Regions from separate parts of the Homo sapiens genome. Here region 2 is linked to region 1. A link is a loop called in an ENCODE intact Hi-C map of the cell type or tissue named here. Cell type or tissue: IMR-90. All regions are shown on one strand. Links, peaks and the distances in the headings refer to the core of each region. The heading gives the core; the rest is flanking DNA.

Evidence for each region. Hi-C counts contacts between places; a loop is a spot of excess contacts. Peaks named below come from ENCODE experiments on the same cell type or tissue, not always from the same donor. Only the 100,000 strongest peaks of a DNase experiment are listed, where the experiment ranks them.
Region 2: it touches region 1 in a loop (3-fold over the local background); 1 of 110 quality-filtered maps calls a loop at or near these places.

What each region holds. Positions count from the first base shown.
Region 1 is chr13:97,796,497-97,804,618 of GRCh38, reverse strand. No RefSeq gene overlaps it. Among named protein-coding and RNA genes, the nearest start is that of IPO5, 150 kb to the left of the region's middle. In IMR-90, for the core only: a CTCF peak has its summit at 4,127 (motif pointing right); no DNase peak of the experiment used is centred there.
Region 2 is chr13:97,391,914-97,400,035 of GRCh38, reverse strand. It overlaps MBNL2 (muscleblind like splicing regulator 2), which reads right to left. Exons shown (of 9, transcript NM_001382683.1): 9 at 5,916-8,122. Among named protein-coding and RNA genes, the nearest start is that of RAP2A, 38 kb to the left of the region's middle. In IMR-90, for the core only: no CTCF peak of the experiment used is centred there; a DNase peak (open chromatin) is centred at 4,375; H3K27ac peaks cover 285 bases.

The sequences.
Region 1 (8,122 bases), core at 2,457-6,456:
AATTAGGTCCCACTTGTCAAATTTTGGTTTTGTTGCAATTGCTTTTGAGGATTTAGTCATAAATTCTTTGTCAAGGCCAAGGTCTAGAGGGTAGCTCCTAGGTTTTATTCTACGGTCTTTATGGTTTAAGATTTTACGTTTAAGTATTTAATTTATTTTGAGTTAATTTTTCTATGTGGTGATAAGTAGGAGTCCAGTTTCATTCTTCTGCATATGAATAGCCAATTATCCCAGCACCATTTATTGAATAGGAAGTCCTTTCTCCATTGCTTATATTTGTCAACTTTGTTGAAGATCAATTGATTGTAAGTGTGTGGCTTTATTTCTGGGTTCTTTATTCTGTTCCATTGGTCTATGTGTCTGTTTTGTATCAGTATCAGGCTGTTTTGGTTACTGTGGCCTTGTAGTACAGTTTGTAGTTGGGTAAGGTTATGCTCTTTGTTCTTTTTCCTTAGGATTGCTTTGGCTATTCGGGCTCTTTTTTGGTTCCATATGAATTTTAGAATAATTTTTTCTAATTCTGTGAAAAATGGCTTTGGTAGTTTGATAGGAATAGCATTGAATCTGGAGCTTGCTTTGGGCAGTATGCCTATTTTAACGATATTGATTCCTCCAATCCATGAGCAGGGAATGTTTTTCCATTTGTTTGTATTATCCATTATTTCTTTCCACAGTGTTTTGTAGTTCTCATTGTAGAGATATTTCATCTCCTTGGTTAGATGTACCCTTGGGTATTTTATTTTTGTTGTGGCTATTGTAAATGGGTTTGTGCTCTTGATCTGGCTCTCAGCTTGAACATTATTGCTGCATAGAAATGCTACTAATTTATGTGCATTGATTTTGTATTTTGAAACTTTACTGAAGTGGTTTGTCAGTCCTAGGAGCCTTTGGTGGAGTGTTGAGGATTTTCTAGGTATGGAATCATATTGTCAGCAAAGAGAGATAATTTGACTTCTTTCCCTATTTTGGTGCCTTTTATTTATTTCTCTTGCCTGATTGCTTTGGCTAGGACTTGCAGTACTATGTGGAATAGAAGTGGTTAAGAGTAGGCATCCTTGTCTTGTTCTAGTTCTTAAGGGAGGTGCTTCCAGCTTTTGCCCATTCAGTATGATGTTGGCTGTGGGTTTGTCATAGACTTGTCTTATAATTTTGAGGTATGCTCCTTTGATGCCTAGTTTGAGAGCTTTGATCATAAAAAGATGTTGGGCTTTATAAAAGTTTTTCTGCATCTATTGAGATGCAAATCATTATTTTAAAAATTAATGAAAGTAAGCGCAGTGACAGAATATGCACAAGGATTAGGAATGTCTTATGACTGATAACTGACTAGAGTGAGTGAGTATTAGTCCATTTTTACACTGCAGATAAAGACATACCCAAGACAGGGTAATTTATAAGGAAAAAGAGGTTTAATGGACTCACAGTTCCAGGTGGATGGGGAGGCCTCACAATCATGATGGAAGGTGAAAGTCACATCTCACATGGTGGCAGGCAAGAGAAGAATGAGAGCCAAGCGAAAGGGGTTTCCCCTTATAAAACCGTCAGATCTCGCAAGACTTATTCACTACCATGAGAACAGTATTGGGGAAACTGCCCCCATGATTCAGTTATCTCCCACTGGGTCCCTTCCACAACATGAGGAAATTATGGGAGCTACAATTCAAGATGAGATTTGGGTGGGGTCACAGGCAAACCATATCAACATCCAAACTGAATTTTGAGTGGGGTTCTCTTGTCTCTATAGAGTGGCAACAATAAGAATAGCTTTCTAGAAATTTCAAGGCGAAATTCCTTCCCTGTTGTTTACACCTTATAATTGCTCAAAAATATTTGGTAGATCAGTTTATTTACAATGCTGGTGGAACAATTGTCATTGACAACATTCAAGCTGTCTGCCAGCTCATGCCTTCCCAGCTTCAACCAGTTCTGAAATCAGTCCTGAACTTCCAGGGATCAGGAATTAAATGTGTCTTGGTACCCAGTGTGTTTAGCCAAGCCACATGCATGCATCTATCTACTGAGTCCCAGCCTTTTTAGTCCCTTTGAGACAATCCAGTCCATATACTGCTTCAATTTCTCTCCTGAGCCAGGAGTTTTGATCTAAAGCATGTTTCTATTGGAGAAACATGTTCCCAGGCTGTGTTCTGCTCTCTGTCGATCCAAGCACTAACCACATGGTCTGCTGATGGACTGATTGCCTAAGATTGTGCTTATCGCCTGACCAGCTGTGCGATGTCTCACCATTCAGATAAAACTCAACTGGATATTGATATCTGTCCCAAGCAAGCAGGGTTTACCATGCCCATTTGAAGACAGCACATTGGACTTTTTGGATACCCTATGTAGGCACTAAGCCTACAGTTTTTGCAACTTCCTCAACCCCACCTTTCTCAGTCTTGATTTTTGTATTCATCCTTCCTTTGTCTCCCAACATACATGTGTACTCCTTTACTTTCTGAATGCACCCACAAACACATTGATTCTAGCTGTTACTCTGTTGTTGTTGTTGTTCAAAGCTGTGTTACTTTTACCCTCTTGTGCCTTATGGCAGGGCCTGCCAACTTATTTTACATATGGGTTGAAATTTTGTCTTTTCCTTGACTAATTTCTTATGTCATGATTCTACATTATGTTTCTCTACCCAATAGGCCAGAGCATTACCAAAATATACTTCCTAGTCATATTTGCCTCCAGACATAGCAATCCTGGTAACTACCCATGAGAACCCCTAGACCTCCTTTCTTAGTGCATACAGATGGGACTTACATCATGAGGGGTATAAATACCAGGGGTCCTTGATAGCCCCAGATCTTCCCTGAATTTCCCAAAAGATGCCTTCAGGGTGCCATCTCTTATATTTGATATATATTTCTTTGTAACTAATTACCCCATAACTTAGTGGCACCAAACAATAAACATTATCTCACACAGTTGCTGGTGATCAGGAATTCAGAGCAGTTTAGCTGGGTGTTTCTGGCTCAGAGTCTGTGATGAGGGTGTAGTCAAGACAACAACCAGAGTTGTAGTCATTGCAGGGCATAACTGGGGATAGAGGATCTTTTTCCAAGATGGCTCACTCATCTGGCTGTTGGCAGGAGTCTCAGTTTGCCACCATGTGGGCTCTCCATAGGCTGCCAAGTGTCCTAACAATATGGCAGCTGGTTTCCTTCCCCCAGAGGGAGTGATCCAAGAGCAAGCAAGGCGGAGGCAGCTCGCTTTTATAACCCAGCCTCGGAAGTCACATGTTGCCATTTCTACAATATGCTATTGGTGCCACAGGTCAGTCCCATTCACTGTGGGAGGGGACGACACAAGACATAAAGGCTAGGAGGTGGAGATCTCCAGGGACATCTTGGGGGTGGACTCTGACACCTCTTTAGCTTAAGATTTCATCAATTCATATGCAAGACTACACCATGCAGCTCCTGTTTTTCCTCCAGGTCATGCCATAGGATACCGAATAGTTGGATTAGCTGCTCTTGACTTGCCAGTTAGCTGTGGTGAGGCGAGACTGGGATGTCATGGTATAAACCCAGTCGCTGTAGGGTGACTGCGTATAGACAGGGCTGTTGCCTAAGAACAGATTAGAGATGAGGATGACTGTGAAGGACATTTCAGCATTCCCTTACTCCAAGAGCAGAATCCAAGAAAAGAAAATAACAGAAAGAAGATGAAAAAAAGAAAAAAAAAAAAAAAAGCAAAGTAGGCTGCCTTTTTGTTTACTTTTTTTTTTTTTTTCTTTTCTGAGACGGAGTTTCGCTCTGTTGCTCAGGCTGGAGTGCAATGGCACCATCTTGGCTCACTGCAACCTCTGCCTCCCGGGTTCAAGCGATTCTCCTGCCTCGGGCTCCTGACTAGCTGGGATTACAGGCATGCGCTGCCACGCCCGACTAATTTTTTGTATTTTTAGTAGAGATGGGGCTTCCCCATGTTGGTCAGGCTGGTCTCGAACTCCTGACCTCAGGGGACCGGACCATCTTTGCCTCAAGTGCTGGGATTACAGGCATGAGCCACCGCGTCTGGCCCTAACTTTTTCTAGGGCCTAGACCTTTTTCTAGGGCTGAGGCCGGTCTAGGTCTCTTCATCTCCACACTTGGCAGACGTCAGGATTGAAGAATGGGCTTCGGCCAGCAGAGGGCAGGCTTCTACGACCCAGAGACTGTCTTTTAACTTCTTTAGAATAAAGGAGAAATAGAACCATAAAATTTCAGAGTTGAAAGGGACCTGAAATAGTTCTATACTAAGACCTCCTTATTTCACAGATGATTAAACTGAAGCCCAGAGAAGTGGAAGTAGCTTATCTAAGTTCTGACACTCTGCAAATGGCATAGTTGAGATTTGAACTCTTAGCTCCTTGACCGTTTTTGCTTTTATTATTCTAAAACTCTTCTCGTCTAATTCAACTGGCTTGAAAATCAGTCAGGGCTCTTGCCTTGTTGACCTAGCCCATCACATTTTAGACACATAGGGAGGATTAGGCTTACTTCACTATTTCTCAAATTTGAGCAAAAGGGTAATAACACTTTTGATATTTTAATTTTTGACTTAAATTGTTTTTACATTTTTATTATTTTACCTAATGCATAAAAACATAAAACTAGAGAGAACATGCTATGTTTACAGCTTTTATAAAATGATTTATTAAAATAAAATTTATAAAGTTAATACAAATAAAAATTTAAAAGGTGACAAATTGACAACATTAATGGGATGTAGAGGATGGTGTTATTTTGCTGAAACTACATGGCTATTCACCACTGAATTTGGCATGAGTTTGCTGTGCCTATACTCCCATGTGCTATGTGGTTAATCAATTTTCCTATTACATTATTTTACTTATGCCATGACAAACCTTCATCTGTATAGTGAGTCATTTTAGCATCATTTTGTTTTCATTAAGTGAGAATGCTTCATTTATCGATTAATCTCACTTCTTTTCCCATTATCTGGATGGTTCTCCAACATAACTACAAACAGAAATGCAAACATGAGCCATGAAATCTGGAAATGTAATTGGTTATAAGGTGATTACCCAGAGGAGCTATTTACATTAATACAAGCGTCGAAATGAAAACACACTCCAAAAAAAAAAATAAATAAAATAAAAGAGCTTGCAGCTTCACCCAGAATGTTCACAAACCCTTCAGCATCCACACACTGCCATTAGAGGGGACACTGCATAATGCATTTGGCTTTAGTCCTGATAGTATGTTCTAGACATGATGTTGTATGTTGTCTGAACAAGAGTTATCTTGATTTCAAAGGAAAAAAAAGAAATGCCATTAACATTTGTTTGATTGTCAATGACAATGTCTTAATGAAGAGCTAATGAATGAATGCACAGAAAACACAGGCGTCCCTTTGCTTTTCCTCGAGTCACCGAGATTAAAGGTATACCCTGTCGAAGGTGACAGAGTTAGGGCAGAAGGCTGGGTGTCCCGGACAGCTCAATAGCAGGCTGTATTGTCTGTTACAGGGCACATACTTTGAACTTGTGTTGACTCAGCCCAGTTGGAAAACTGAATACAAACTAAGACTTGACCAAAACCAGATGTTCTGCGTGACCTGCGCTTCAGGCACAGTGTGCCGCAGTTAACAAATGACGCCTTTTGGATTAATCTAAATATAAAGGCTTCCTGCCAGGACAGTCTCCCGAAACTTATTTGGCTTGGCCTGTTTTTGGTGTAAAAACATCAGACCACCAGAGCTACAGAGCAGCATTTCATCAGTAGGGCTACAAGTCAGAGTGGAGTCTGCATAATTGAAGCTATGTTCCCTTTGACCCATGGTTATCATTTCACAATGCATATATATCAAAACATCAAACAGTAAACCTTAAATAAATACAATTTTTATTTGTCAATGATACCTCAATAGAGCAGTTAAAAAAGAAGAATGGAGCTTGTGACTCAGCCTCCAGTATTACCCCTTCTGCTCGCAGGCATTACGCTTCTGCCAGCCAGTGGGCGGAGGCAGAACGCGTTGTTCCCATCACGCTGCAACTTCGGTGGAGAAAAATAGGCAAATGAGGGGTTGAAACTGAATGAATTAAGCCCAACACAGTTCAGTGAAAAATTTAAAGGTGTGAATGTTTCAGAAGTTTAGAGGAACATTGTAGATTCACACCTCATCTCTACCTGTTGAAATATTTCTCCTTGTTTAGACTTATCTCCAAAGCTGCTTTTCCCTGATGCCTTTCTGATTCCCACCAGATAGGGTTTCAGCCACTCTGGGACTTGAGTCATTGCTTTCTTTTGTGTTGTAATTACCAGTTTACATGTCATGACCCTTGAAGGTGAGCTATTTCTTACAAGACACACTATCCTCAGAGTGCTTTTTGGATGATATGAACTTGATGAGAACTGATTAGATCACAGAAAACTCTGAATGACAATCAGATATTTGCAATGTAATAACTTCATCCAGGGCTAATTTTGTTTTCTTAGTGAGGTTCAAAAGCCAAATATCATCCCAGATGGTGCTGGGCTCATAAAATAGGCAAAAGAGGGAATAGGGAGCTTCAGCCTTGGCCTCATCATCATGATCCAAGAAGACAGCTGCTTTCAAGAACAGCCCAATACTTTGAGTGTTTAGGGGAAGTGTGCACTCTGCTAATGGAATGTCAGGCCTTTGGTGGTGGGCTTTAACACTGCTGGTCTCCCCCTCTGACAATCCTCCCTGTCTGACCAGGTACACTCTTGGCTTGACTTGCTTTTTGTATTGGATCCTCTCTTGGCAATAGCCTCACCCCTGGGAACAGAGGTTGGCAGTCAGGCTCACAGCAGAAACGTCTTGGAGAGGGAAACACATGACAGGAGGGTGAGAATCCTGGCGTTTTATCACTTAGGGACTAACAAGAAATGAAATAGTCACCCTGGACTAGCTGTGGAGCCCAGAATGATCATTACCGTCTAATTTCACAACTCCTTCCGCCCCCTCACTTCTGCCCTTTCAGGACTGTAAATGGAGTTAATCAAAGCTCTTGATTGCAGAAGAAGGCTATGATTAAGAGTTAATAACCAATCATGGCTACAGAACTTCTTGCCAGCAGATGCTGGGCAGGTCAAAGTTAGTGCTGGATGTACAGCACTTGCCTAAACAACGTTACCGATTGGTATTATTCGTTACCTCAGATGTGTGATAAAGGACATCCTTTTCCTTCTAAGAATTATGGGAAGTGGAAATTGGGTAAGTGATTTTCTTAGGTAGGGGTAGGGAAAGGTAAGAGGAATAGGAAGTCCCCAGATATAGACTCACTAATCTTAGCATTGTCATGGAACTTAGAGGTCACAGAGTTCAACCTCCCACCCGATTAATTCATTTGTTCGACAAATATTGAGTGTCTACAATGTGTTAGTACTGGGAGTAATGTAGTGAATAAACCAGATAAAAAAACCCAGCCCGTGTGGATCTTACATTCTAGTAGAGAGGAGACCAATGAGCACATGCACAACTAAATTTTGTGATATAGCAGGAAATTTGCGAAAGTAAGATTTTTTTATTTTTATTTTTCTTAAAGAGGGTTCTCTTTAAACATCAGACCCCACAGAATCGGGATCTATCCCTATCGTTAGGTAATTATTTTAATACTATGTATTTAAATTTAGAAAAGGAAGAAAACAGAAGTGGCTGACAACTCCATTTTCAGCAGAAATACACCATTAACGTTATAAAACACAACAAACAGAAGTAAAAATTAAATTAATACATGCACCCACTAAGACAATGCAACATTCAATGAAAATGAAGAGTAAAAATTTCTAAGCCCACTCGGAGTCCCTGAAGGTCCTATCCTTAAAAGTAACTGTTAATTTGTTTGCATTCAAACAGAAAAAAATGCATACACAATACAATATGTATTATACACATTAGAACCTTTTAAATTTTTATTTCACACTGCCATAAACCTTGCCTTTTTGTAATGTATATTTAGAAGACATCTGCATATTTGCAAACATGGAGCAACCTCATTCTTATCATCTGCCTAGTATTTCATATATATCATATTCATATGATATATATCAAAATATATTTGTATTTTATATTTCTAACTTATTGAATTCATTATTGATATGTCATTTCTATTTTTCTATTAAAAATAATGATATAGCAAATATCTTTT
Region 2 (8,122 bases), core at 2,287-6,286, 400 kb after region 1:
TAAAAATGGCTTTTCTATATATTTAGTTTTGTATTTAACTTTATATTTATTTGGGGGTTCTTTTTCTTTAAGAACTCCCTTCCCCAGTTTTATAAGTTTCCAGCCTCACAAAGCCTGGATCCATCTCTGATGGGAATGATGCCGTGATCTGATTTCTATTTTATGAAAGTGCTGGCTGCCATGTGGAGGGAGAGCAGATCAAGAAGGAACAAGAGTAAAATTAGAGACATATGATGTCTTTGGATGTCTTTGCATCCAATGACAATTCTTTTGAATTGTTACTAACAAGGAACATCAAAATGGTCCAGTGTTGTCATTGGTCTTCATTCACTGCTTTGCAGAGTCAATAGAGTATCTGAAGGGGGATTGGTCCTGAGTACCACAGCACCACTTCTCAGACTTTAATGTGCATATGGGTCCCTTGGGAGTAGGTCTGGGGTGCAGCCTGGGATTCTGCATTTCTAGCAAGTCTTCAGGTAGTCCTGTGGCTGGCTCAAGGACCACATTTGGAGTAATAAGGTAGCAAAACACTAGGGATCTAGAGGCAGACTGGCTGTGTTTGAATCTTCACTTCACTACAAACTTTGTGACTTGTTAAGTTATCTAAAGTTTCTAGTCCTCAGTTTTCTCATCTATAAATAGGGATGCTCATAATAGAATCAATCATTCAATTTATTGTAAAGATTAAATGAGACACTTCATGTTAAGAGGTTATCACAATATAAGGGTACAAAAAATGCTAGATATATTTGTTCTAGCTGCAGACAGCCCACTTGGCCTTTTGGGCCAAACTTGACTATGACGTCTTAGGAAGGGTTACTGAAGTTTCTTATGTGTATTGAAAGAAAGCAAGGGCCTACCCCTACAACACAGGCTAAGTAAAATTAGTCTGGTCAATGCAAACTTATAAACAATGAAATATATTTGCAAATCAAAATTACCAAGTACAATAAATGTTGAGTTCAGTCAGAAATGTGCTAGATGTTGATAAATCACAGATTGTTGTATCCAGAATGGAAGTTAAAAGATCTTGTATTCCAATTGCTTCATTCTGCAGACAAAACAGAAACAAACAAACAAACATAAGGCTCTCCCTGAGGCATTGTGGCTTTGGCCATCACATTCCCTGTGGGTCATGTCTCCTAACTGAAAAGCAACAGAAACCATGATCGAAATATTTTATTAATTCTTTGCAATCTATAGAAAGCAATCTTTATTCAACCCCCCTTATTATAGCTATGGGTTAAATTGTGTCCTCCCAAAAACATACGTTTTAAGTCCTAACTCCATACCTGTGAATGTGGTTTTTTTTTTGGAAATAGGGACTTTGCAGATATAATAGAGCTAAGAAGAAGACATTAGGGTGGGCTCTAATCTAATATGACAAGTGTGTTCATAAGATGATGTGAAGGTAGAGACATGAAGGTAGAGACATACAAGGGGAAGGCCATGTAATGACAGAGACAGAGTGGAGCCATGCAGCTGCAAACCAAAAAATGCCAAGGACTGAGAGCCACCAGCAGAAGCTAGAAGAGTCAAGAAAGGATTCTACTGGAATCTCAGGAGGAACACAGCCCTGTTGACACATTGATTTCCAACTTCCAGCCTCCAGAGTTGTAAGAGAATAAATTTCTATTGTTTTTGTTGTTGTTATTGTTCTTGTTGCCTAGGCTGGCGTGCAGTGGCTCGGTCTCAGCTTACTGCAACCTCCACCTCCTGGGTTCAAGTGATTCTCCTTCCTCAGCCTCCCAAGTAGTTGGGATTACAGGTGCGCACCACCATGCCTAGCTAATTTTTGTATTTTTAGTAGAGACAGGGTTTCACCAAGCTGGTCTTGAACTCCTGACCTCAGGTGATATGCCCACTCAGTCCCCCAAAAGGCTGGGATTACAGGTGTGAGCCACTGCACCTAGCCTAAAATTTCTATTGTTTTAAGTCACCCTTTTTGTGGTTTGTTATGGGAGCCCTAGGAAACTGATACAATCCTCTTCCTCCTTTCTCTATTTTTAACAGGTTCTGTTCTGCCACATGATAAGCTTCTTGAGGGCAGAGCATTGGACTTTGGCCATGTTCACATCCCTTTAATGGCTTAGCAGGGCTTAGATGGTGCTCAGTGAACAGTTGTTGAATTGAAGTAATTATAGGTTTCCACAAAAATAATCTGGCTCATTATTTGTTATTATGAATTTTCTATAATTTGCCCATCAGTTTTTGGCATTAATTGTCATTGAGGAAATAGAAGAGGCGCCTCTTAGTTGCCAAGAGATGTTTGGACAGAAAAAGGAAATAAATACTTACAGGGAAACACAAGAGCTCATTTTAATATTATTTTAAGAATAATAATTGATATTCACTGAAATCTTGCTAAGTGTCGGGTCCCGCTCTATCTGGTTAGCATATATTATCTCACTTAATCTTCATTATGTCCCAGCAAGGTACATTCGGTTGTGAGACTCGGCTTATTGGCGAAAAAACCTTGATGCTTAGGAGCTGTTAAAAAGTACAGTTGAGAGTTAAACTTGGGCAGCATGACCAGAAACTTAGCTCTTAACCAGCTCTTAAACTACTGTGGAATGCAGACACTGATCTTTCCATTCTGTAGCTCTGAAAAACATTCGACTTTGTGTTTATGAATGCTAATGCGTTTAGATTGCTCTCTATATAAATATATGCGTGTGAGAGTGTTGAAAATATATTTATTCTGTAGTACGTTTGTTACTTCCGTATATATCTGATCAATTTGCTCAGACATATTTAGAGCTTAAGAGGCAGCTTTTCTAAGCTGTCACGCTACTTTGAATACATTTCTCTCCCTCTGTAAAGCCACACATTTTACATTAAATGCATGGGTTTCCATCTCTGGACTGCAGAGCTTATTCACGGATCTCAGGAAAGAGACCTCCTTGCAACAGGAGCACTTTGCTACGATTTGGCTTGTGGACTTTTGTAGGGTGACCTTTTGTTGGAAGGAGATGTTCTCTAGCAAAAGAAAAGTTAGACTGCTCTGATTTAGATCATTTTAGTTTACACACAAGGACAAATATAAATCTCTTCCTTCATTTATATAAAACAAAGAATTGGAAAAACCCACAGAAAAGTTATGAGAGAAAGGGATCAACAATAGTAACATTCAATTTCTCAGCCTCTCTGGATGCAGTTGGATTTTAGGGGTACACATTCATGTGTGGCCTTTATGCAGAAATTTATTCTCTCTGTCTCTTTTCCCTAGACTTTCAAGTTCTATCTTTTCACGTGCTGCCTCCACGTGACTAACTGCATCATGACTTGATGCCACATTATTATTAGGAGAAATTCAATGACCATCATTATATATTTTATTTCAGGAGAACCACATAGAAGCTCGATAAACAAACAAGCAAACAAACAAAAAAACTCTGGGTAACACTGGAGTAATGGTACAATGTAACATTTCTTCTATTGCCTCCGGTCCGAATAAAGAATTGGGCCATGTCCTAAATCTGGCAGAGTACTTTGTAGCCCATAGTTTCAAAATATTTCCTAAATCATATTCTTGGGATAGGGAAGAATATCTTTATCTTAAGTAACCAAGTAAAGGATTCTTATAACTTCAACTTAAACCTGGATAAATGCTTCACTCTGAATTTTTTAGTGAAATTTTGACTGGAAGGCTACCACAAATAAAGCTCATTTCAACTTGGCTGTAGAGTTGGGGCAAGCCAGGGTTTGCTCTATGTGATTTCGAGAGTTATTTAATTTTTATGAGTCTTGATTTTTTTCATCTACATTATAGGTATAATAGATTCTTTGTAACCCTAAGGATTACGTAAAATGTATGTGAACAAAACCAGTTACTCTCTGTTTATGCCTTATTTCATGTGAACAACTATATGGGTTTTCACCAGATTTGATGGGATATCTGAAATTGTTTCATTATAATTTAGGCCAAGTAGCATTTATACAATTTACATGGTGGGTGCCACAGGGACACCTCAAATGGGTGGACATTTTTCAAAGTAGCTGACAGTGGAGGAAACTGAAGTCACAAGCCAGTTGGTGAAAGCTTTGACACGTACTGGACAGAGGTTTTCAGCTGAGCCGGGCAGCTAGTCACCCTAAGGGCAGACACTAGTAGTGTTGATCTAGAAGCAAGTTGCTTCTCACAGCAGAGTCTCTATGTACGTTGAAGAGGAATCTCTGTATCAGTCAGAATTCACTTATCAGTTGTTAGTAATTCTCTCCAACACAGGGTGGGCTTGTTAGAAACATATATAGAATATTTAGCATAGAACTTGGCACATAAGTAGGTCCCTGGTGAACATTCTCAATTCCACCCATTCCCATCCTTGCCATCTATCTCCCCAACTAAGAGCATAGAGGGAATCATTACTATGTTTCATTCTGTGTGAATCATACTTATTCACAGTGACTCAGTCATTTCTATGGAGATAAATCAGTCCAGCAAAAATTGCCTAATATTTCAGAGACACCCTAGGATATTTTGGAGGTGGGGAGAGGGGGTGGGGGTTGCCCCTGCAGAAATCATTCTGCAGGGAACCACTACCGTCTTTTTGTAAATATCAGAACATTGAACTTTATTTTGGTTTTCCTAGCTGCCCCTAAAATCTGTGGCATTGCAATAGAACTTTAATCATAAAGAGTATATTTCTGATTTGAAACATCATTTTAAATTTGGAGAGCCCAAAACTGAAATGACACTTCTCTTTTGTCAGATAATTATAAGATAATTGATATTTTATACCCAAATATTTTCTATGCTGAAGAGATAGTTTTTTATCCTGAGAGGTTTAAGTTTTGTTTTTGATTTTGATGTAGTACCATAAATAGCCAGTCTACTGATAGAAATTATACTTCATGAACTACAGTTTTAGATTTTTCACTTAAAATAATAACTTGCTCTCTGAAGTTGACATCTTGAACTTACTATTAACAGAATGATTTTTGCAGGGAGTGACTGATGAGATAGGTTTTCCTTTGCATTACAGTACAAAAATCACTCATCCAAATATATAGCCATTTTTTCAAATATCCACAGAGGTGTTAAAAGTATTTTTAGCCTTGGAAATCCTGATGGGATAGTTAAAAAATACAAGCAGCTTTATTTGTATCTGCTGAATATGGGTGTTTTCTATGCTATATCATAACCACTCAGGAGGCCTGAAGCTTTAAATCTGCCATGGAGAAAACTCATGTTTCTGCCTTGGCCCACAGAGAAGGCAATTTCTGCTAATCTCAGTGTGACAAGGAGTGTTCCCACCCAAAAGGCCAATAGCACCTTCCTTGACAAATATGGTGGGTCTCAAAAGGCTGAAGAAGGAGCTTCTGTTGCTCCTTCTGCCCACACACCACCTCTTAGGAGGAGACTGCTTACTGACAGAATAGCAGGGACCCTCATCACCCTCTCTTTGCTGAATTCCTGTTCTATTCTTGAGCCACCTAGCTAGGACCTCTGCATAGAATAGAACTCACCATTCTATCTCTTTCTGCAGCCTCAGGTCTGATTCATGTTATCCCATCAAGCTCTTACAGAAGCCTCTATTATACCTTAATGGGTCCTTTTTAAAATCTAATCTATTCATGAAACTGACATTTTGTTTCCCATTTAGTTACTGATGCCATTGATCCCATATCTTTTCATTATCAGTCTGAGATGTGAAGAAGAGGGCTGAGTGGTGGGCTTTATTTTCACTTCTAATTTTAAAGAATACTAAAAATACTTCTCAAATTACCATTTTTAATTGTTTTTCTTGCTGCTAAAAAGCCAAAGCCAAAAGCAAAAACTATCAGTTTTCCATTCGAAGACCCGAGTTTGGTCTTCTTTGAAGTTAACAAATACTGTATGTGTGAAGGTGAAAACTATTTTGTTTGGTGAATTATCAATCTGTCTCAACACAAAAAGAAGGAAGACTATACAATCCTTTTAAATGCTTCTTTTATTTCATTGGTTGTACATTGGGTGAGTGAACTGAATATTACAACCAAAACATAGTATTGATACAAATTAGACTCCTGTTTACACTGTAAGGTAATGAATGAGGGAATTCTTTAAGTGTTACAGAAAGATTTAGTAGAAATGTTACCAGTGGTATGGCTGAAAGAATATTTCGGTGAAGTGCTGTTATATCCTGAAAACCAAGAGTGAAATGTAGTTCCCATACAAGTGGAGAGTTAGTCTCTTAACTACAGTATTTGTTGAACTGATATCTTCATGTCTTGGATATTGGTGATTTTTGTTTTTTAATTAAACAAAGCATTTAAGATTTATTCATCATAGTCAGACTTCTGAATATAAACAAACTTTTGGCAAATAATATTTATACAGAAAAATAGTTTTAGATCCTCTCAAATCCCAGAATTATTCTATAAAATTACATTATAAATAAATAAAAAGCAAAATCTGTTGTACATATATTTGTACATCTATGCATTTGCCTTGCCTCCTCCTTATTGTAAATGGCATATTTATGACTCTTTGCATATTGTAATCACAATTCTGGAAAATGGATATCATAGTAAAAAATACAGTCTTCTATATTTGCTTGGGGTTACAGGTGATGTTTTTGATGCTCCATTATTAAAGGGCTGAAAATAGTTGTGTGCTAATAATTTTAAAAATCAAAATCATGAAACAAAAGAAAAAAAAGAAAGACAATGTTACAACAATTAATCTACAAAAATATTTCAGTGATTCCCATAATTTACCTTTTAGTAATGTATACTATGTTTTCAATGAGTTTAAATGAATTAACAAAGAAAAAAACAGAAAAAAGAAAACAAGTTTGAATGTTTTAGGCAAGTTGTAGCGTAACTACATTGTTATAGTTGAGAAAATTACAAATATCAATAATACATAAAGATGAAACTACCAAAGTAATACAAGTTAGATACAATACTTTTCCACAAATTAAAACAAATGCAACGATACAAGCACTATGTAAGAATACATTTAGCGTGTGACTTTCTTTTAGATAGGGTTATCAGATCTACGATATAAGATAAATAGATAGTAATTCGACTTTGACCAACATGAATTAAAATGCAGATTTCTTTTTTTCCTCAAACAAATAATGATACGGTTGGTGCATCTAGTTTTCAGAACAGGCGATGATCCCAAATTTAAAATATTTTACATTCAATCTCAAAAGTCAAAATACTTCAATCACTAATATGTTCACAAAGAAAATGGATGTTTGAAACAATTACACATAATATTCATTTATAACAGCTGTTTTGTTTTTTAAACAATAATTTAAAAACTATGTAGGTACTGTATAGGCTATGTGCAACATATAAAATGTGAAATATGAAATATTTGGTACGATAGTGCTTAAAATAAACTTTAAAACAAACTTTCTGAACAAAATTTAATTGTATCGCTATTACCTTGAAGATCAACCAAGTATTTAAAAAAGTAAACAACATTAAAATATGTTTCATCCATATATAGTATATATATGTATGTGTATATATAATATGTATGTACTTGTATTAAAGTTTTTTATACTTTTGAGACATAAAATATGCTTTAAGGTGAAAGAATTAAAAGAACTATTTTTTTCCATGCTGTAGTCAGTTACAACCCTTTAATCCAACTTTTGAAATGCAAAACAGTAATGGATTTTTTAAAAAGTGAAACTATCTACTTTTTGTTTACATAGTAATTTAGATTAAAGTCACAGTCAAATTTGCAGTGACTAAACTCAAACTTACTTAAATTAGAATATTATACAGATCTCCTCACCTACAGCTTCCTTGTTTGACTAGGTTTTTAGTTAAGAAGAGTTATTCTGTAACAGGCAACTGGATGGTGAGTTTGAAAGACTAATCTCTTAGATTAGACTGTTGGCATGGGCCTCTCAATCTTGTCAAGCTGGATGAAGTCTGGCAAAATCTAGGCACTTCTACAAAGTCTCTCTTATAAAACAACTTTAAAAATATACTTGTAAAATAATACCTTCAAGACTTTGTTTGGTGGGGTATGAAGCTCATACCGTGCAAAGTTTCTTTTTCAATCTATTTAATGTTAATCTAGAATCACATGATTCAACGTGGCATCTCCAGGCAAACCAAACACCACACTTTGATGTGTCCCCAGTACTTGTGCTTGAATTTCCATTCAAAT